2 separate regions of the Homo sapiens genome follow, and region 1 is linked to region 2. Evidence: chromatin loops called from intact Hi-C (ENCODE). Cell type or tissue: heart right ventricle. All regions are shown on one strand.

The links. Hi-C counts contacts between places; a loop is a spot of excess contacts. Peaks named below come from ENCODE experiments on the same cell type or tissue, not always from the same donor. Only the 100,000 strongest peaks of a DNase experiment are listed, where the experiment ranks them.
Region 1: a loop joins it to region 2, with 2.6 times the contacts of the local background. A loop is called at or near these places in 20 of 110 quality-filtered maps.

What each region holds. Positions count from the first base shown.
Region 1 is chr10:14,171,821-14,179,820 of GRCh38, forward strand. The region is part of intron 2 of FRMD4A (FERM domain containing 4A); the gene reads right to left. Among named protein-coding and RNA genes, the nearest start is that of FRMD4A-AS3, 100 kb to the left of the region's middle. RefSeq lists an enhancer at 3,628-4,127 and a silencer at 5,487-5,648. In heart right ventricle, no CTCF peak of the experiment used is centred here; no DNase peak of the experiment used is centred here; H3K4me3 peaks cover 1,392 bases; H3K27me3 peaks cover 6,628 bases.
Region 2 is chr10:13,787,957-13,795,956 of GRCh38, forward strand. The region is part of intron 5 of FRMD4A (FERM domain containing 4A); the gene reads right to left. Among named protein-coding and RNA genes, the nearest start is that of FRMD4A-AS2, 200 kb to the right of the region's middle. RefSeq lists an enhancer at 353-943. In heart right ventricle, no CTCF peak of the experiment used is centred here; DNase peaks (open chromatin) are centred at 55, 945, 1,339 and 4,165; H3K27ac peaks cover 2,846 bases.

The DNA.
Region 1 (8,000 bases), 380 kb after region 2:
CTATCATCATACCAGGAAATCAGAAACTTCAAGCTAAATCCTCACCAAAGGGAGAAAATATTTCAGAACAGACTTAAGGAGGCATAATGTGATCAAAGTTTAAGTATGGCAACCACCTTGTCACGGATATGTCTTCTCTTCGGATAAATTAAAAATATCGCTGGGTAATTTCAACAACATTTGGACAGGGCAACTTAGGATTTAAAACCAAGCCTTGCCAATGGGATTCTCCTCTTGCCCAGTCAGGTCTTGTTCCCTCAGTCATGATGATATTGTAGGTCACTGAATTCAAATGCAGTTTGAATTTTCAATATGGAAATATCCATTTCCAGCATTAGAAATAAAAAGACTAAAAAAGAATTCACAGAAGCAATTTAAACACATACACATACACAAATCCCTTGAAACCTAAAAACTGAAGGGTTTGAATGAGAATCTATTTGCTATGTAGAGATTTTATGTTTAAACTTTGGTAGGACCCGAACCCCACAGTTTCCATGTTTATTAGACAATATGATGATCAAGGAACAAGCCATGATGTGAGTGATACTGATAAATATAATATGTGAGCAGCCTGACTCACTGACATCCATTTCTCCCCCGACTATAGCATGCCATTTTAATCGGCTCATGGTGTGATTTACGCAGAGCCTGGGTCCTGATTATTTGCATAGGAAACTCCCTTCGAAGTCTACGAGAGTTGTACTCGCGTGAGGTTAGGAGCTCGGATCCACAGATCTGTTAGGCGCCAGAGACTGCACAATACTGCGATAGTTTGCAATTTGAAAACCTGGTCAAATGAACAGATTACGATGCCATTCCCCAAAGCATTCAAACCTCATCCTGTCAATCAAGTGAGCTAGGATGCCAGTGTCATTTGCCATTTTCTTTGCTGTGGTAGGGGATCATGAAACAGCACCTTGGATTGAAGTGTACTGCCTGTAAGCAACAGGATTCCAGCTACATGCCCAGTGAGAACAAGTGGGTCACCAAGGGGATCTCAAAGATCTGCCAGCCCGCAGAAGGGCTGGAGTTAGAGCCTTTGTAACAAACTCTCACTTGAGGCTATCCTTCTAATGAATGACTCTCAGACATGGGTGAACATAACAGAGATGGGAAATTCTCGCAAAGGATGGGGTGTCTTCCTGCACAAGACCTACTTCTAACATTCTCTGAAAATATCATGGTCAGGCTCATTAACCAGCAGGAAAAAAAAATGTTCAATGACAAGAGTCTATTTGTGTCCAAATCATTACACAGGGCATCAAAGAGATGAGGTAAATCAAAGCTTTGTCCTATTGACTTTAACTCTGCTGTGTGTTTAGAGATCTATTTGCCCCTTGATTTGTTTTGAAATTTCTGGTTAAGAAAAGTAATATTTCTAGCATTATTGAAAACTTTGGATCTATCCATTTAGAGTTATAGGTAAATATAGCAGATATCAAATAACACCTTCATCGTCTGAGCTTATAATGGAAAACCCCACGTTCAAAGCGTCTCTTGAAAGTGAAAAAGCAAACTCCAGCCAAGAAGAACAAGCGCTTAGAGTCTTCAGGAGACCAAAACCAGTTCCCCGTGAGCATTTCTAAATGTTACAGGACCAAGTTCAAGATGTCAGGCTAGAGCAGTGCTCTGAAATCTTTTCTGCAGGTCTGCTATTTTTCCGAGAACACACTGGCCTCCAGAATGCATTAACCTACTTTCTACAGAGAGGATTCCCTGGTCCTCCTGCTCTGAAGAAGAGGAGGAGGAAGAGGAAGAGGAAAGAGGCTATTTCAAGTGGGAGCTGGGCACACTCTTTGCCTTAAACGTGTTACTCCTCCTGCTAAACAGCAATACGATCTGAGAAATTGGTACTTCCTGCAAACGAACAGCTCCGAGGGCTGCACGGCCCCAAAGCAAGAGTGACTGGAAATCCTGCTAAAATATGGCTGTCTAATCAACCGAGAGGCGAACTCATTTACTGAGGTTCCCATTGTCCACGCTGACAGATGGCTCGCTCCCCTCTCTGCTCTCCCCTTCCCCTCAGATCGCGCTGCCGTGCAGGCAAGCCTATTCTTTGAGAGATCCAGTTGCAATCGCCAGCCTAGTTCTGAAATGAGACAAAAGCTCCGTGAGCCTCCTCCCATGCACAGAGCCTTTTCTGTCCCTCCAAGCAGAAGGAAAAGAAATCCAGATCCACTCCCCTTACCTTCGTCCTCATCGGAGACAGGAGCCCTTCCATGGTGGCAGAATCCTCATGCCAGTTTCTGTCTCCTGCAAGTTACTCTCTCTGTGTGCCGTGCTTAAGCATCCCACATGAAAAGAGCCATGTCGGGAGCCGTGGTGGCTCCCCTCTCCCGGGTGGCGCCTCTGCACCGCCACCCGGTCTAACTTGAATCCCCAGCGCCTGCAAAGCGCCGTTCCTGGAGAAGCCTGCTCCTCTCCTCGCCCTGGTCCCCTCTCTCTTTCTCCCTCTCCCGCGCTCTCTCTCCTCCCTCTCTCTCCTCCCTCTCTCTTTCCATAATCTGCCTACAGCTCTCTGTGTACCCTGCTCACTTGACAAATGATCTCTGTCTTAGGTAACGCATTTGAACCAAGAACAGTGATCTGTAACAACCCACAGGGCAGCTCATCCAGGGCAGGAGGCGAGGGGGGCTGAGCCGGAGCATCCAGCCGCTTTGGGCTCTGTAGCTTGTTCTCTCCAGAGCTGAGAGCACTGTTGCGTTTGTTCGTTCATTCATTCATTCATTCATTCATTCATTCGTTCATCATTCCTTCCTCTCTTAAGAAGTGGGACTCCCACAGGAATGGATCTAGTTGACACCATTACTGAGCTGCTTTTCTGGTCTGTGTACAGAAAGCTGAAAAAGAAATCCCACTGCGTGGAGTACTTCTAAATACCCATGTTCAGCCCACTGTGAATTTCACACCTGGATAGTTAACTGGGTTCTTCTGCAGTTTGGCCAGATGTTTAGAGGCACATAACTGTAGCCTCTTTTTAGAGAAAGTTTCAAAAACAGATTTATGGACTCTGATCCTGAATAGTTGAGTATTAAAAAAAAAAGTGTGTGTGTGTCTGTGTGTGTGTGTGTGTGTGTGTGTGTGTGTGTGTGTGTGGACGCGCGCGTACGGGCACACTGTCCAGGAGTCCAAATAAATCAGGATTGACTGTTTCATTCAGCATTGCTGGTCACTTGGAAAAAAATACACAATGAAAGAAAAATGGCAAAGACCTAGGTCAGAGCATAATGCAGTTGAAAAGATGAGATTTTTCTGAACTTCTTTATGCTTGAGGAATTTTCTCTGTGAGAATAATTCAACATCTCTACTTCAACTGGTGACTCCTTAAATGTGGCTACACACATCTATGCCATCACCAAGGGGCCAGGACCCCTTTTGCATCATATATGTGACACATGTGCACCATACATGAACCTATCAATGTGATTTAAGGAAGATGCCCCTGTCCCTTGCCCTTCTTTCCATCTGTGATTCTTGTACTCACAAGACATCCCCAAGATAGGGCGAGCCACTCTGTCCTCCAGATGGAATCACAGGCTGGTCCCAGGCCCCTGCCTCTTCCTTCATTGATGCTTTTCACCCCTAATTAACATCCTTCTTCTCCTCCCGTTCACACATCAGCATTCCAATAGAACTTCAGTATCTACACCAACTCTATCACCTCTTGATCACCTCCTTCGTAGTCTCCAGTTTGCTTCCTTTTTTTTTTTTTTTTTTTTACAGGGTGTCTGTCTGTTGCTCAGGCTGCAGTACAGTGGTGCAATGATGATGGCTCACTGCAGCCTTGAACTACTGGGTTCAAGAGATCCTCCTGCCTCAGCCTCCTGAATATCTGTGACTGTAGGCATGCACCACCATGCCCAACTAATTTTTAATTTTTTTATGGAGACAGGGTCTTGCTATGTTTCCCAGGCTGGTCTCAAACTCCTGGCCTCAAGAGATCCTTCCGCCTCAGCCTCTCAAAGTGTTGGGATTACAGATGTGAGCCGCTGCTCAGGGTCCAATTTTCTATTCTTAACTCTTTCTCTGCGTCACCTTAGTTGCAGGCTGCAACCTCATTCTCACTTAACCAGACATGTACATCCTTTGACCAGAGTCTTAGCATCCTGACAAATCTGTAGACCCAACATATTGAGTGCAACTCGCTGTCCTTATATAAAAGATTATTGCCATTTCTGGGGGACTCTGGACCTTATTTCTTGGGTATTGACTTAAACAATACTTCTTATTTTGTATTGTAGTGTTTAGGGATCCCTAATATTTTCTTCTATTCATGTAGTCATTCAACAAATAGTTGTAAGGCACCTAGTATGTGCTGGAAGCTGTTCTTGTTCTGATGATACAGTGGAGAATAGGGTAGACAAAGTCCTTGTTCCAAGGCCCTATATTTCATAGCAGGTTTGATACAAAACTCAACCAACTCATCAAGCCCTTCCATCTATCATTGCATTATTCATACCAACCTCTCCCCATGTTTTTGGGTTTCTCTGTGGGATTGCAAACCTTCTGATGTGACTTCCATTTCCAGTTTAGTGCCAGTCTCTTTGTGACACTTCTCCTAACTGTACACCCATGATCAACTTTCTCCTAGGAAATAAAAAACCAAAATGTCTCCACGAGAATCTCATTCCTTCACCTCCATCTTTTTTTTTTTTTTTTTTTTTTTTTTGAGACGGAGTCTCCCTCTGTTGGCCAGGCTGGAGTGCAATGGCGCAATCTCAGCTCACTGCTATCTCCGCCTCCCAGGTTCATGTGATTCTTCTGCCTCAGCCTCCCGAGTAGCTGGGATTATAGGCACGCACCACCACTCCCAGCTAATTTTTGTATTTTTAGTAGAGATGGCGTTTCACCATGTTGGCCAGGATGGTCTCAATCTCCTGACCTCACGATCCACCCCCTCGGCCTCCCAAAGTGATGGGATTACAGGCATGAGCCACTGCACCCAGACTTACTTCCATCTTTAATTCTATTCTCTGTCCTCTTCCCCAGACCCTTCCTCTATCTCCCCAAAGGTTTCATTTTTCAGTGTCAGGGAAGGAAATCACTCTTGTTTACTCAAAACAGAGATGCCGTTCCTCATCCTCCCCGGTTATTGGCCCTGAACCATTAAAACGACTTGTTATCCCACTCACTGTTGAGACATCGCCCATGCCATGTGCTACATTTAGCTTCCATCCCTTTGGATTCTTCAATAACTAGAATAAGCTGCATCCATTATTTGCTTTTTTACTTTCGACAATTCTTTCCTGAAGCATTCTGCCCTGTTCATGACATGTAAAGGTTCATGAACAGGTTTGCACTGTTTGTGCCCTTTCTAAACTCAGAAACCCCTCTCATCAGAATTTCCAATCATGTACCCTTCTTTTTGTTTGTTTTTGTTTTTGTTTTTTTTGAGACAAAGTATCGCTCTGTTGCCCGGGCTGGAGTGCAGTGGCATGATCTTGGCTCACTGCAATCTCTACCTCCTGGATTCAAGTGATTCCCGTGCCTCAGCCTCCACCATGCCCAGCTAATTTTTTTTGTATTTTCAGTAGAGATGGGGTTTCGCTATGTTGGCGGGGCTGGTCTTGAACACCTGGCCACAAATTATCCACCAACCTTGGCCTCCCAAAGTGCTGGGATTATAGGTGTCAGCCACTGTGCCTGGCCCCAATCATGTCCCCTTCTCAAGAGTTTTATCCTTGATATTAAAAAAAATATATCTCTGGTACAATTGATTACCTGCCCCGCTGCCTCCTGGCCCTCTGTACTCTCTCTGGCTCTCAATCTCCCTAAAGGTTTGTTTAAAGTAGATAGAACAGAGGGGGGACTATGCCAAGGTTAAACAAAATTCGACTGATTGCATGTTTAAGGCCGGTTGTTTTCTGAAAAACTCCAACCATAGATTTTGGAACCAGAATAGCTTTCCTGAGTCAAAGGAAAGGACTTTCGGAAGGAATTTGGAATATTCTGTATAAGTGCACCACTTAGGGAGGGTAGAACTTTTCTGGTTGTTTACACACCAGCCATTTAGCCCCTGGAGCCTGGGGTTGTTCACCATATTTTTATAATGGTCTGAGAGGTCCTTGACGAAACCTCTGGAATCAATAGGACTTGGAACCTATCAATTAGCTCCTGAGATGATGCTGCTGTTGATGGTAAAGATGAGAATGGCAATAGCTGTTGAATGCTTACCTGGTGGCAGGCACTGGGCTAAGTGATTTCATGCAGTAGTTCACACAATTCCCTTACCCCCTGCCCTACGAGGGAAGTACTATTCTTACTGCTATACTGCAGAAGCTTCAGCTAAGTAATTCACCCACACAGCATTCAGTTCAATGAAGCCACTGCTGGTGTACTATTTCCACCTTGTGTTACTTCATTAAAAATAATCCCCACCAACATAAGACATACAAAGACTTAAAAGTACATTTTAAATTTCTGTTCTTTATTAGTCAGGGGTTGCAAAGTAAGCATTTGAAAGTATTTTATTTTAGACTATTAGGCTATTACATTGAGTACCTCGTTCACTTATGTATTCAGGAAACCAATATTCATTGAACATCCACTTCAAGCCAGGTTCTGTGTTAGACACTTAAAAGCACAAAGTCTTGTGTTTATCAAAGATAAACATTTACAAAATGGAGCACATTAGTCCATTTATCACTTATGATTTCCAAGTCCTTTAAATACTGATGACTGCACCTTTTATGTCTTGTGTGAAGTGGTTGAATTGTTGCAGGGTGAAGGGGGCAGGAAGAGAGAGAGGGTGGTGGGGATTAGAAAATATTTTAACCTGGGCAATAAATGTCCGTGAAGAATAATTGTCAGATCATTAGGCACCCTAACACCCTTGACATTGATCAATGTTACCAAAGTATCCAGAAGCAAGAACGATTTGCATTTTTGCCTCACAGATTTCTTTGGATTAGGGCACTCTCTGCTTGCAATTTACCATCTGGGGTTAACCCAAACTTAGAAAAAAAAAAGTCAATAAATATCAAATATGTAGACACTGGTGAAATATTAATTAAGTTTACACCACAAGAGAAAGGGAGTTTTCTCTGAAATCTGACTTAAGGAATTTCTACTTTGTGGTAGGTGGACTTCTCACCTATAGAGGAAAACTCCCCACACCAAGGAACCTCTCTTAGCAAATGCCCTTGCCCTTTGAGCCACCCTTCTTTCATATTTTGATGTCAAAAAAGAGAGGGAAATAATAACTTTATAATAAACTTCTCTAGACTAGGAGCACTTGTAAACGTCACAAAGGCTGTTGGGTAGGCCATGGTTGGAGGCTCAGGTTTTCCATCTCTTGGGCTTAAACACTGACCCTTTCTTCCCCACATCTTTGCCATTTTTGAGGTTAATTTATTTAGGCCCCTTAGAGTCTCTGGGGATCATAGCTAGCCAAACAATTAGGTTTTATTATCTGGGATTGCACTGCCTGCTTCATAAAGAGTTGATGATTTATTAAGGTGAGAAGATTGTGACCTAAGCACCGTGAAGGCTTTACCCTCTGTGACCTGCTCACCACTCTTTACTATTTAGAAACATCTTCATCAAATTGTAGGCTTTGGGATGATAATGGATAGAAAAGGTCTTCTTCCTGGATCAGTTCCAGATATCTTGGGTAACACTGAAGGAGTTATGTAACTAACATGACAAATCTCCTTCCCCCTTTTTCTCTCTGCCTCAACCCTCCTCAGCCACACATATTTGCTTTCATTTATAATATAAATATCCGAACCTAGCACAGAGAAAATTTTCACCTGCTATGTACTAAAGTGCTCAATAAAAATTGTGATTTAATATTAAGTGCTTAAATTTATTCATGTCTAGGTAAGAGAAAACATTCTACAAGTTCTTGCGATACAAAAATTATATAGCGATTAACATTCTTTCAAATTGTTTTTACATGTGTTTGCCTTTTTAAAAACCTCAGAATGGGCCGGGCGCGGTGGCTCACGCCTGTAATCCCAGCGTTTTGGGAGGCCGAGGCAGGCAGATCACTTGAG
Region 2 (8,000 bases):
ACCAGCATGGAGCAGGGAGTGCTTCCAGGGTTCACAAAGAACATTCCAGGTCTCTGGGTAACCAGGGAAATAAATGAAGGCTATGTCTCGGATTCAGAGGGTCTGCATGGACAGTTCCGAGTCTGGCTGTGTATTGACCATGGCTTTATGATGCTTGGATGTCTGTGACCTTGCTGGGCCTGGAGGGACTGCTGGTGCCAGGGTTAGCCAATTTCCAGACCCCAAGACTTCCACATGTCACCATGGATCCAGGGTCCACCCCTCCCACCACCTCTCGGCTCTCACACCCAGGGCCACTATTTCCCTGCCCTCACCACCCTAGGGACACGTACCAGACAACTAGGGGGCAGCCCCCATGCTGCAGAGCCCGCTGAAATTATTTAAACTAGCCAATCCCAAGCCTGCTCTCCCAGCCTTGCCCGTTCCTCCCCAAAGAAACCACAAAAAATGCTCTTGCCCAATTGTTTCCCGGCTCCCCAATGCCTCCCACATGGCCCTGCGTGGCATGGTGTGGCCCCTTCTCCCAGGAACTGAGTGACAATCTTTTCAATGTCTGTCCTCTCCTCATCTGCTGGCCTCACCACAGCTGAATCATAATCAGACCTACATTTTAAACGGGTTTTGGGGGCACACTTAGCAGGACTGAATCTTAGGGCATCTATTTGAGTCTAAAGGAACACTCTAGATGGAGCGCAGACCTTGCTAAGAGGTTTCCTGACTCCACAAGCAACAGCCCACCCAAACTAGCTCAGATGATCCCGACCCGAGAATATTTTATCAGAGAGTCTGAAGGAGAACGAAATAGGTGCTCTGTGTTTATGTGTTTGAGCTTATTAAATATTAAACAGCCTCTAAAGCCTCGGGGAGTCCCGTCCCCTTCTTTGACAAGTGAAAGCCTCTGGTTGCAATAGACTGAACACTGCCTAGTCAGATGGCAAGGGCCCAGCCAGATGACATCAGCCAGGTCTCCTCCTCCATTCTCCCTGCTCTCCCTTTCCCTTCCCCATCCAGCCCTGGGCACTTGGGAATCACTGAATATTTACAGCAAGTGTTAATTAAATGGACCAGTGATTTCATTTTGTAATGAACACAAATGTCACATTTAAAATGCCTACTCTTGGTGGCAAATAAGAGCCATGATAATGAAAGCAATAAGCTGTGAGTTTCTGCAGCCAAGCCTCTGATGCTTAGAATCTCAATGCCTCTAAAATCTTAACTGGGACACCTAGCTGAAATATAGCAAGTTCTGGTTAGCAGGAACCTCATTTTAGATCCATGCCATCATTGTTATTGCGAGTGACAGGAAGTAGCAGCTGCTGTCTCCATCAGCCAGGGAAGATACCAAGAATCCGGCCTGTGGACTTGGCTGTAAAATCCTTCCTCCCCGATCGGACTTCTCCTCTCTTATTTTTTTGCTGCTTGCTTCAGTTTATTGTCTGTGAAACTCAAATTCTGAAGAGGCAAATCTAATCTCTGTTTATTTTCTTACAAGGAGTTGAGATGATCAGAACTACAGGACACTTGGTAGAAGAAAATGTAATTAAAGAATAATCCAGACATGTAGGCTTCATTCTGAGCACAAAGTTGTGCCTATGAAAAGACCACACACACACACACACACACACACACACACATGACGCAGACTTCCTTGGGTTGTGTATATTTTCCTTATATTTTTTTCTTGACCTATTTCTAAAGCTTGCCTGGTGAACAATATCAGAGAGACATTGTTCCCAAGCCTTATAGCACTAAACAATGGTTTGCAGTTCAAGGTGCTCTTGGTCATATATTGACCGCTGCTGGCTGCTTATAATGTGTGTGTGTGTGTGTGTGTGTGTGTGTGTGTGTTGTGTGGTGAGGGGAGTGGGAAGAGGTGAGGCTGGACAGTTAAGCAGAAGTCACATCATGCAAGTCACGCTAAAGATGTCCTTTTCTGAGGATAATGGGAAGCTGGAAAAAAATTATGAGCAAGGATCAGATGAGAATTCTAGAAAGATGCTCAGTGTCTTCATATAGGGGAGTTTGGAAGGGGTCAAGGCCAGACGCAGAGATGAACAAGGAGATCTTGAGTCCAGGAGAGGTTTATGGAAGCCCTAATTACTATTAGGCTGTGTATGGAGAGTAAGAGATGGATAGGGAGCTGTTTAAGATGCAGGAATAACAGCGAGTAGTGACTGAGGGAACAGGAGGAGGCAAGCGGGAGGGAGCGGTGAGGTCAAGGTTGACTCCCAAGTCTCTGGTTTTGGGGGCTGCAGGGGTGATGGTGCCCATCACAAAGACAAGGAGGTGACAACGAAAGGGGAGCACATTTGGATGCAGAAAGACGACGACATCATTAGATTCCAGCTGCATCTGTGAGGAAATGCCAGTCAGTGGAGATGGCCTGGAGCTCGGGAGAGAGGTCAGGACTGGGGCAGAGGACGGAGAGTCTCCAGCAAAGAGACTGCAGTGGCAGCTGTGGATGGGGGTGAAATCACACCAGGGGAAGGTGCAGGGAGAGAAGACAAGCAAGACACGACCTCGTGGACACCAGGGCTCAAGGGACAGCAGAGCAGAGCAGGGAACCTGCCCCGAGCCAGGGACAGAGGGGACAAAGAGGAGGTGGCCCAGGAGAGTGTAGTGCCACAGAGCCGGGGGAACTGAAAGGGAGCATGTTCGAATGAGCCCAGAGCCACAGAAGCCACATGGGAGCAGGGCAGAAGCACGCCTGTGGAGCTAGGGGCGAGAGACCTCCAGTGACCAGGGGGTACGATGGCACCAGAAGCTGGACGACCACAGAATGAGGAACGAGAGGCCTGTGGGGAGGGGGTGACAGCAAGTGCAGACCCATCTCTCGGCGGTTGCTGTGAGCAGAGCAGAAGGGGTAGCAGAGGGCACTGGCTGGAGGAGGCTGTGCATCACAGAGGACGTTTTCTTCAGTTAGATTGGGACGTGGTCACAAAGGGGAGGAATCCATGGAGGAGAAGATAGAGAAAAAGAGAGGAAAGGCTCGAGGGAGAAGCTCTGTGAGGTGACAGAAGGGACTGGGATTGAGGTACACGTGGATCAGTGCGTGCTGGATGATGGGCTAAGGGTCTTCCTCTGAGACGCTCATGCATTTGCGTGTGTGCAGTGAGTGGACTGAGAAGCCACAAAAACACAATTAAAGATACAATTAAGTTTGTGGATAAAGAAGTAGGACTAGGAGCTCCCTGGTGCTGGCTTTTATTTTCTCTGCAGAAACATAAGCAGCAACATCTTCTTAGAGCAAAAGCCTTGAGTATCTGGGACCTGAAGCAAGAGGTAAAACCACAGTGGGGAACAGAGACCCTGAGCAGGCACCCCTGGCAGAACTGGCTAGAGATATGATGATCTGTGTGGGGTTCATCACAATAACCATGAACCAACCTGAAGTTGCATGAACATTTTCCTGAACACACTCAGAAGCTCGGGGGTAGAAATAAAAGGTGTGTGTGTGTGTGTGGCAGGACCAGTCCAACCCTGCGGGTGGGTGTGTGTGTGAGAGAAAGGGAGAGAGAGAGAAAGTGTGAGCAGCAAAGGGAGGTGTGGTCCAGGGTCAGGAAGTAGTTGGAAGGGTGCACAATGGATTTGCACTGAATTGGCCAAAAAATAGGACAGGCAGGGCTGATAGGATCTCAGAAGCTGGAGGAAATGGACGCGAAATTGCCTGAGAACAGGGTTTATCAGTTTTGTTCGCTGCTCTGTCCTTGGCTCCTAGAGCAGTGCTTATGCCAAGGGACATCTGTGAGCCCATAAATGAAGGCATGGATGATGATGCAGAAACAGCCCAGGAGGAGCAGTGAGCAGGCTGCTGCATGCTACAGCTGGGATGATGGTGGATTTGGGCTTGTAAGTCTCGGGAGTGACACAGCTCAGGGTGATGACCAGGTGCAAGTGGACCCTGAAGTTTTCTTTCTAGGAGACAGAAAAGCACAGTTCAAAGAATACCTTCCGGCGGGTCTCCACAGTGTCAGATAATGCAGAAAATGGCAAGACCTTCTCAAGTGAGACCAACAGCAGATGTCTGAGGTCCTGAAAATTCTTGCTTTACCATTTGAGATGGCTCTTCCTCCTCCAGTGTGGTATTTCCAAGATATCCAGTGTATCCCTTCAGAGTGGCAGCCTGCCAAGACCTGTGACTGTGATTGTCCCTGTGCAGGGGCACTCTGCCAGGGGAGCTCTGGGTTGGGTAGTGCTGGAACCAGGCTGGCAGGCCTGGCGGTGGCTCTGTCACTCATGGTGGTGTGCACTTGTCCTGAACACCATCTTTGCAGGAGGATGCTGGTTCTGCAAACATGGCCAAGCGTGGGTCACAAAGAGGGCTGGGGTCGCCGCATTTGACTTCGCTGCTCCTGGCCCTGCCTATACAGGGAACAGTGGAGACCTCTGGCCACAGGTCTTGGCAGGCTGCCACACTGAAGGGATACACAGGATCTCTTGGAAATGCCACATTGGAGGAGGATGTTACTTTTCCCCTGTGGAGACAGACAGCATGCAGTAGGGGAGGACAGACACAAGGATTGGAGTCAGACCTGACCGAACAGATGAGACCTCATCTCGCCTTCGTAACTTATTAGCCATGCTGGGGAAGAATTTATGGACCATCCTGGGCCCCCATCTCCTTCTTTTTAATTCGGAATAATCAGACCTGCTTCCAGGGTTGCTGCAAAGATTAACAATCAGCCTTAGCAATGGACAGGTGCTGAATAATGGATAGTTCCCGCCTCTCCAGTCTTTATCCTTTTTGGGTAATTATTAAGACCCTGAAGCCACCTGGGATCATTCCTGGTGATTTGCTGGTTGAAAAACTGGATGGACCAGGCCCCTCTTAGGCTGAATGATGGGTCAATGAAGGCAGGATCTGAGTCCTCCCTTCCACTGTCCCCAAAACCTCCTGCAGCCTGATACTTGCCTCAGGGCCTCTGCAGAGGAAATGCTTATAGAGGAGATGCTATCTGGCTTCGTGGATGGAGAGGGGTTCTGAGTTCCAATTCATGTTATTTAATATATTTGGGTCTTATATTTTCCTAATCTGTTGAATGGAGGTGATGATTCTGCCTGGTGTTTTGCATATGTATTATATCAGAAGAATATATAAATCCCAAATAATAGCCCAACCTGGGTTACTCAGCCATGCAGTGTTAGTACCTCCATTCTCTGACTTTCTAAAATGTACCTTCAGGTAGTTAGTTATCTTTTCCATGACCCTCTGTTTCTTTTTTTTTTTTTTTGTGAGATGGGGTCTTGCTCTGTTGCCTAGGCTGGAGTGCAGTGGCACAATCTCTGCTCACTGTGATCTCTGCCTCCCTGGTTCAAGTGATTCTCCTGCCTCAGCCTCCCAAGTAGCTGGGATTACAGGCATGCACCATCATTCCTAGCTAATTTTTGTATTTTTAGTAGAGATGGGGTTTCACCATGTTGGCCGGGCTGGTCTCAACCTCCTAACTTCAGATGATCCACCCACCTTGCCCTCCGAAAGTACAGGCATGAACCACCATGCCCAGCCTACCATGGCCCTCTTTTATCAGGTGGCTCGATTCTGCTTTGCCAACGAAGGCTACCTAGACATGTGGTATGTAGATGTAATATATAGACATTTACACCAAAGGAGAAAGGATTTGAGGAATCTGGGAGTCAGGCTGCGTCAAGATATGCAGGTGCCATGGCTGGAGTGGGGAGGCTGCTCAGAGCCCAACCGTGCTTCTGTTTAGAAACACACTGGAAAGGTACCCAGCTGGACAGAAGTTCTTTTATGGACTCAAGCCTATTTCAAGTTCTGGGCTTTTGATGAAGATGATTCTCTTACCACTCCTTTGGAGAAAACTGCCTGTGAGCATCCCTAGGCAGATGTCAGGTTATAAATAGAGGATTCTTCCCAGGATGAAAAGCAAGGTAAAGAGACGGAATTCACCTATATAGAGAATCTGCCTCCTCTCTTAGAGAAAACAAATGATTGGTGTTTTGTTACTGCACTTCTTGGCCAGCTAAGAAGTGGGAACTCAGGGTAGTGAGGGTGCTGGGATCCTCTGTGGCTGGGACCCTGGTGATGAGCCCCACCCCACCCTTGGAGGCTGCTTCAATAGGTCGACTGACTGGTGAGGGCCTGAGTTCAGGTAATAAGGAGGAGAGGGCAGTACAGAGGGAGATTTTGGAAGCAGCAGCAGAGAATTAATGCACATAAAAATTCTAGGTTGGGAGGCCGAGGCGGATGGATCACCTGAGGTCAGGAATTCCAGACCAGCCTGACCAACATGGTGAAACACGGTCTCTACTAAAAATACAAAAATTAGCTGGGTATGGTGGTGGGTGCCTATAATCCCAGCTGCTCAGGAGGCTGAGGCAGGAGAATCTCTTGAACTTGGGAGGTGGAGGTCGCAGTGAGCCGAGATCATGCCATTACACTCCAGCCTGGGTGCCAGAGCGAGAATCCGTCTCAAAAAAAAAAAAAAAAAAAAATTAAAAAATTCCAGGAAGAAGACAGAAGACTTCAAGATGTGTAGCCTATGTGACTGAGTGGATGACGATGCCACAGACTTGATGGGACCATGGAAGGTCAAGGGAGGAGAGAGAAGATAATAAATTTGGCTTTGGACCTGCTGAGTTTGAAGTACTCAGGTGGGGCTCTGCAGGAAACAAGTGGAATGTGACACTTCCAGAAAGATCTGCTTCCATAGGAGCTGGAGAAGGAGCACATTCTGCCAGATGGCGTGTATAAAGACATAGTGGAGAATGGCTGTCCCTAAATGCGGATTTGGAAATTCTTCTCTCTAAGGAGTGTTCTTTGAGGTTCTTGCTTTGGCCGACCATCAATGGTGATGGTGGAAGCGTCTATTATGGCTACGGATCAGAAGTGGATGTTACATCTGGGTCTTCAGTCATCCCATTCCCCAATTCTCTCTATTGCTAGCACCTATTTAACCTCTGCAATGCTAGGTTACCTGCTTTTATGCATAGAAGACAGGCTTGCAGTGATTTGGAAAGATCTGTGTATCTTAGAGACTGACACTTCCACCACCAACGTCAAGGTGCCCCAAGCTCTCCTGCAAGGACGTCCACAAATAATTCAGACACTTGGAAAAAACACCTACTAGGCAGCCAAGCCCAGGATTTTCTCCTCTTGGCTAATGTTGGTGAACATCACCAGGGAGGTGGGGAGAGCCTGATATATGGTAAATGCACTCATCCACCTGCGATGACAGGTTAATGACCTGCTTCCATGCAACTGGAGTCCTGCCTGATACCACCTGCCCCTCCCAGAGGAATTGTTACTATTTGCTTTATATGGTTGCTTTGCCATAAATCTGAGAAACTGTATACACCATTAAAGAGAATATGGCATTGAAATCATCCCCATCAGTAATGGAAATAGCTAAGATGAGCTTGGATATGTTCACAGCTGTTAAACAAATCAAAAACGCATTAAGCGCAAGTTGAAATTTACTCTGCCAGCTGAGGAAAAGTCATACACTCGAGCCTGTTAAGTGGACCCTTTAACTCTTGTTTGAAGCCCTTCTAATGCCTTGTGTGGCTTAAGGATGCCTATGTCTGGAACTGCATTCCTGATCATGCTCTTTAGGAATGACAGAATTGCATATCATTTGTATCTCGCTCCTGAATTTCTGTTAGTATATTTCAAAGAACAGAGTTGTATGGCATGGGTGTAAGTGTTAGTGTCCATGTAAAGACTGAGGCATCAGCACTTAATGCTTCTGTAATTGTGTTGCAATCAAGGTTCTGGACAGAAAGAACCTGGTGCCTCCATAGACTGGGTGTTTCGGAGCTGCTGGACTGGGGGCTCAGATTCTGACTTTGCCACCAATTCAGACTTTGCCCCTGAACCCCTGACCTGCCCAGCCTCTGGCTTCTCACAACCTTTTGCAAACGGAAGTGGTAAGTCCTGTTGTCTTCATAAGACAGCTGCAAATATTAACTATTTAAATCACTATAGCCCACAAATCGTTCCCTTTGCAAGCACAAAACAAAATTTCTTAGACTAGATT